2 separate regions of the Mus musculus genome follow, and region 1 is linked to region 2. The links are chromatin loops, found by intact Hi-C in ENCODE. Cell type or tissue: heart. All regions are shown on one strand. Each heading gives the region's core, and the rest is flanking DNA. Links, peaks and the distances in the headings are about the cores only.

Region 1 (2,899 bases), core at 261-2,760, 74 kb after region 2:
TGAACATCACATTATTACCACTCGATCTCAGAGAACCTTCCTGACTTCTGGGGATGTTGCACACCCTGAATTTCAAAGTTCAAGGCACTGCGTGTCCCGGGTGCAAGGGGCCATTCTAAAATCAAATCCCCTGGGGCTTCCTCTCCCTAGAGTCCAGATATGATTCCCTTACACTTCCTTCCGGATTTGGGGGCATCTTTCCAGATAGTGGAAAGGAATCCAAAATTTGTAATTCCACGGCGGAGCCAGCTCGAAGCTGCAGACACTCTCGGCCTCAGAGCCCAGATCCTGAAAAGCTTACCAGTTTACCGTATCTTCTCGGGGAAATAGACCCTCCTCTTCGGCCACACCTCCTGGATCATCTATTGGCCAACCTGAGCACCGCCCACGCGATGCCATTGGTTTGCACCGGCTGCCCAGACAAAGGGAGCGGCCGCTGCGGGAGGCGATGGGGCGGGGCTAGGCGGAGGCGCTGGGGCAGGCGGGGACGCTGCCCTCATGGAGGCGGGGCGGGGGCCTCCACGTGGGTGGGGCTGGGCGCCCTCCCCACCCCCACGAGGGCCGCGGCCGTGGGGCGCTGGTAGCTCTCCCGCCCCTCCGCCCTGCACCCCTCCCGCCCTAGGGCTCTTTCCTGGACTGCGGCTGCAGCCTTCTCTTCCCGGAGGGCTCAGAGTTCGTCCCCTTTTCGCGATTGGGAACGTGGACACGCCGGAGCCTGGATGCAGAAGGGCGCGCGGGAACAGGGAGCTGGTGCGCGAGCCGCAGCCCAGCGTCCAGGCCGCCCCACTCTCTGCTGATCCAAAGGACTAGGGAAACCCTGCGCGCCGACGGTGGCCTGGACGTTGGCGCGGGCCCTGGCGCTAAAAAACGGATCCCATTTCCAGAAAGGCGGGCCGGGTATCCCGCTCCTGCCTCCTGGAGAATTAGCTCGGCGGAGGTCGACCAGCCGGGTAGGGAGGGAGGGATGGAGGGACAGGCCTAGGGTCGACCAGCCGGATAGGGAGTAGCTTCTGGGAGCTCCCTTGCCTACGGAGGGCCGGTGAGGCTGCCCTCAGAGCGCCGCCAGGTACGTGCTTTTTCCTTGTTTCCCGCGCGCCCAGAGCACACTCTGGGGAGGGAAGGAATAAAAACCCAGCTGGTGTGTAGGAGATTTTCGCACCAAACGTGTCTTTCTGAGGGGTCCTGGGACGGTAGCCGAACTCGGGGTAGCCTCCTGAGCTGTATTCTGGAATCCCTACTGGGCTCTCCACCACCCGTAAGACGGGCTTGGAGCCAGTTCCTGTGGAAATGCGCGTCACTTTCTTCAGAGGCCCACGAAATTCATCCAGGACTCCATGGGTACTACAGCAAGATGGCTCTGTTTCGAAGTGGTTCATACAGTTATCCCCCAACCCGGAAACCTAGAATTCTCGTTTTCTGAACCGGGATGTTTACTTTAGGGAAACCTGGTCTTGGCTTCTGCTGCGCGCCGGGTGTCTAGGAACGAATCCCTCCTGGATCCGGGAACCCCAGATTTGCGGGGTTAGGAGATACCCTCAGAGTTGTGGTTTTTTGTTGGTGGTGGTTTGTTAAGAGCCTGGTAGCTGAACTGGAGCGGGCCCCGTCCCCTCCCCCATACCCACTTCAAACAAAAGAGCTCCTCCGAGAATATTTTTTAAGGGGAAAGCGCTTCTGAATGTGGACCCTCAGTTCTCCCCGCCCCCCGTTCCGAGGAAGGACAAGGGTTTTATATGTGTGTTTAAAACAAAGGCGAAGCTAGACGCGAGTTGCCGGGAAAGGGCCGCTTTTATTTTAAAGTTCTTGAAGAATTCACTTTCTTTTCTCCCAAGTTAGCTGCAGCTGAGCCAGAAGCGTCCCCACTGGCTTACCCGATAGTGGGATTTTACACGGTGTCGGCTAAGGGTGGCTTTGTGAGAAGACCATTTCAGAAGAAGAAACGGGGCTCTGGCTGGTGGGGTAGAAACCCCTATGGAATGAAAAGTACTCCCAGTCTCTTTGAGGAAGATTGCAAAGTAAGGTGGGTTGTTTTTCTTTTGTCCCATCCTTCCCACCCCTTAAATTAGAAGAAAAGGCCCCCAAGCGTGCAGCACCAGGTGGACGTTTGGAAGCTGCGAGTGGAATCTCGTTTAAAAACTTCCGGCCCCACGCACACCAAGTATCCATCTTCGTCGTAGTTGGGGTGAGGAAGAGTGTGACTTCCCTACCCAGAGTCTGGTTGAGCACGGATCCCGCCGAGGAGAGAAGGGTCCCGGCCGGGGGGAAGGTCCCTCTTTCTGGGACAAAGCGATCCTTAATTGTGGCCACCTTCCAAAGTCCGGGGCGAATTCGCTACGCGCGTCTGCCCGGGCGGCGCTTGGTGGGTAGTCCCGCTTCCACCAAAACTCTGTGTTTCCTTTCTCTCAAAATAAAACTCAACAAGCCATAAAGCTTCCGACGCCGGTGGAGAAGGCGCCGCGGATTTATGGCCCCTGAATTCCCTACTCTCTAATTATCCTTGTTTTTACTTGACTTATGGGTAGTGACCAATAAAATCATTTTCCATTTTGGATTTTTTTTTTCTCTCTGGCTAACATGAAAAATTCAAGTTGCGCCCTTCTCTCACCCGCTTGGACAAACCTTTTTTCTGAACGGGGTTGGGGATAAAAGAACCCTGCCTCCATCTTTCGCCTCTACTGAGGGCTGTCCTGTCTCCCAATTCCCCGATTAATTGCATTTAGGGGAGAGCTGCCTCCACCCCTTCTCCCTCCACTCTAGGGCCTTTCTGCGGATCTTTCCCTAGAAACCCCGCTGGGCTCCGGCTCTGAACAGCACCGGAGGACTGCAACGCCCACCCAGGCCCTGCTGCGGGTCTCCGGTGGCCTCAGCTCCTGTCGGGTAACCTCCCTAGGCCTCCCGGAAC
Region 2 (2,899 bases), core at 128-2,627:
GGAATACCTAAGTGCCCCGAGGAGCCAGGCTCCATGGGCAGGCTGCCCTGGATCCAAAGGGACAGCCTTCCACATCACAGGGAGGTAGGTGCCTGACCAGTAGGCAGGACAAGGGGGCTGGGGAACTCAACTGATGATGGGCAAACCATGACACAGGAGTATCCTGGATGTGGCCCCAGCACCTGCTGGCATTTAGGACAACAGCCCTGCCACCCACAGCTTCAGGGTGGTCCACTGTGCCGGGACTCCACTCATGGTCAGTGAGCAGGTGCGTCTGGCTGGCAACTGTTTTTGCCCAGGTTGGACTCAAGGAACCAGGAAGAACTTTGCCTGGTGACCATGGCCACTGGCCACCTCTGTACCCCCAATGTATATCTGAGGACAGGTGCAGAGAGAAGGAGCTATCTATAAAGCACTAGTCCTGGGCTGTTCTGTGTCCAGGCAGCTCTGATAACCAGTGTACTTAACAGGTGAAGAAACAGGCTCAGAGCCTTTGAGCACAGGAACTCAAGGCCAATGTAGCTCTTGGGGCTGTGACAAGCAGAGTGTGAAGCTCTGAGACCTTGTCATTGGTTCCTGCAGGTTGCAGTGAGGCTGGCTGGAGATATTCTAACAAGTAGGACTTCCTCATTTCCAGAGGCTCCTTGTGGATAAGGGTGCGGACAGAAAGGGGACACTTCACTCATAGAGACCGCAGGTGCACAGATGGCCCAGGCGGTTAGGTGTGTGTGCCCCTCCTGCAGAGGACTCAAGCTCTGTTCCCAGCATCTGTATCTGATGGCTCACAACTACCTGTCACCTAGCTCCAGGAGACCCAATGCCCTCTTCTGGGCTCCATGGGCACCTGTACCCACATAGAGAAACCCATTCGTACACATAATTAAAAATAAATCTTAAAAAAAAAAAAATTAAAAAAAAGGAGAGATTGCAGGGTGCAATGGCTCATTCCCACAGCGGCAACGAGGAGGCAGAGATCAAGGGATCATTGCAATTTAGAAACCAGATTCGTCTTCATAGCAAGTCCTGAGCCAGCCAGAGTTACATGGCAAGTCTGTTTCAAGAAAACTAAATGGAATAGAAAAAAGAATGGGAGCGACATCCAGGGTCTGAAGAAATAGCGTTAGGGTACGCGCAGCCACTAGGGGGCAGTACCAGGGGATGGAGTCTGATGGGCCACCCATGAGGGTGGATGTGGGATAGGACCTGTCTCCTGGATGGACATGTTCCAGCCCCTGCTTGCTTGCCCCTGTGGTAAGTTTTGGAGCCTCCTAAGGTACTGAGGGAGACAGGCAGCTGGAGAAACGAAGGAGTGTGTGGGGTCTGGAGGAGCAGGGTACACTTGGTGGTGGCTCCTGTCTCACTGGAATGCAGCCAGACATGGATGGAGAAGTGGCCACCAGGGTGGGTGTGGCTTTCACAGAAGCTGGCTAGGCAGGCAGCCAGTGCTGGCACGTGTACCCATGGCTCCCCCTCCAGGTGGCATAAGAGACCACGGACCAGCAGGGCTGAGTCAGCTCCAAGCTCCTGTATCCATCCCCAAGCCCCTAGCAACAGCATCTTCTTTCATTGCCCTGTGGGTGGTCCCAAGCAGGCAGGGGGGCGGATGGGGGGGGCCCTTACTGACAATAGGGCCAGCTGTGCCATGCCACACCCCAGCCCCGTCCACTCAGGCCAGGTTGGCATCTAGCCACTCACCTCTGCCCCAGGCTAGTTCTGCTGTCCACCCTACCCCAAAGCCCTGCTGTCCGTTTCTGGCAAGACACATCATCTTGGGTGAGCTAAGGGGCCAGAAGGCCTGGGGCTCAACAAGCAGATCCTGCTCTGGGCCAGATGTTCCAGGGCGGCTCCTCCAACACTAGGGTGCATCCCTTGAACCCCCAGCTGTTCCAGGCACACAGGAAGCCTGATCCCCCGCTCTACAGCTGCCTTACAGATGGTGAGGAGAGGGTGTTCTGGCTGCCTGAGAGTCCCCGTCAAAGAGTAGGAGAGCACCTACCGCTAACTCCCACATGAAGTTAGCCACTCCCTGTCAGCCCTCTCTGCCTGGCCTACCTGCCCTAGGCTCAAGCAGAAGGCAGCAGCAAGCAAGCTAAGCTGAGAGAGTCCCTGCCTCTCTCCATTCTAGAGGGGGTTTAAGGGAGCAGGAGAAGGCTAAAGCTGGGCCTCCTGGCCTATTGCCCAGGAAGCCCCCATGCTGATGGCCCCCATTCTTTGGCCCTGTCGCGTGCCCCCTGCCTGCCTTGCCCCCCACCCTCCTGTACACACATGGCCGAGAAACAGGCCCCAGCACGTGGAGCCAGCTGGCACCCCGTCAGACTAGCAGCCAGGCACGCTGCCAGGGCAGCCAGCCAGACTGCCACTCGCTCCTACCCCGCCCGCCCTGGCCTCTACCGCACAGAGCAGGCTGCACCATGTGGCCTGTCAGGGAGTAAGGCTGCAGACGTAGAAGACGGGGGAACCCCTGCGGGGAGGAGGGGGGACACCCTAGGGTTGGGAGGAGCTGATGGTGAAGAGGTAACCTGAGGCTCAGGCCTGAGAGGTATGCGCTGTCATATGACTCCAGACAGATGTGGACTTGCCGCCACTCTCGTGGGACTGGGAAGGTTGCAAGTGTGCACTTTCCACTTTGGGACCACTGCTTCTCCACATGCCTGTCTCCAGCCCCCAGTGGGCCCTGTGCTCTGCGGGGTGGAGCCCTGAACATCCTGCCTCTTGTCCTGCATGCACCCGGGATGGCCCTCCCCTACCTGACTCTGGGAACTTTGTCTTGCACCTGCCACAGTGGGTGCCCAGCAGCGGGCAAAGAGACTCCTGCTGCCCTTGGAGCTGGTCTCAGAGACAAAAGCTCTCTCCTTGTGACACAGCCAGGCCTCGAGTCAGGATGGGGGACAGAGCCGAG

The links. A loop is a pair of places that touch in the nucleus more often than their neighbours do. Peaks named below come from ENCODE experiments on the same cell type or tissue, not always from the same donor. Only the 100,000 strongest peaks of a DNase experiment are listed, where the experiment ranks them.
Region 1: it touches region 2 in a loop (2.5-fold over the local background); 2 of 42 quality-filtered maps call a loop at or near these places.

What each region holds. Positions count from the first base shown.
Region 1 is chr11:120,187,607-120,190,505 of GRCm38, reverse strand. 2810410L24Rik (RIKEN cDNA 2810410L24 gene) reads left to right here and starts at 650. Exons shown (of 3, transcript NR_030682.1): 1 at 650-1,066; 2 at 1,830-2,017; 3 at 2,755-2,899. It also overlaps Gm9734. In heart, for the core only: a CTCF peak has its summit at 1,299; DNase peaks (open chromatin) are centred at 415, 1,265 and 2,135; H3K4me3 peaks cover 2,500 bases; H3K27ac peaks cover 2,500 bases.
Region 2 is chr11:120,261,071-120,263,969 of GRCm38, reverse strand. All of the region lies in intron 3 of Bahcc1 (BAH domain and coiled-coil containing 1), which reads right to left. Among named protein-coding and RNA genes, the nearest start is that of Gm11772, 24 kb to the right of the region's middle. In heart, for the core only: a CTCF peak has its summit at 1,149 (motif pointing right); DNase peaks (open chromatin) are centred at 1,319, 1,799 and 2,339; H3K4me3 peaks cover 785 bases; H3K27ac peaks cover 1,758 bases.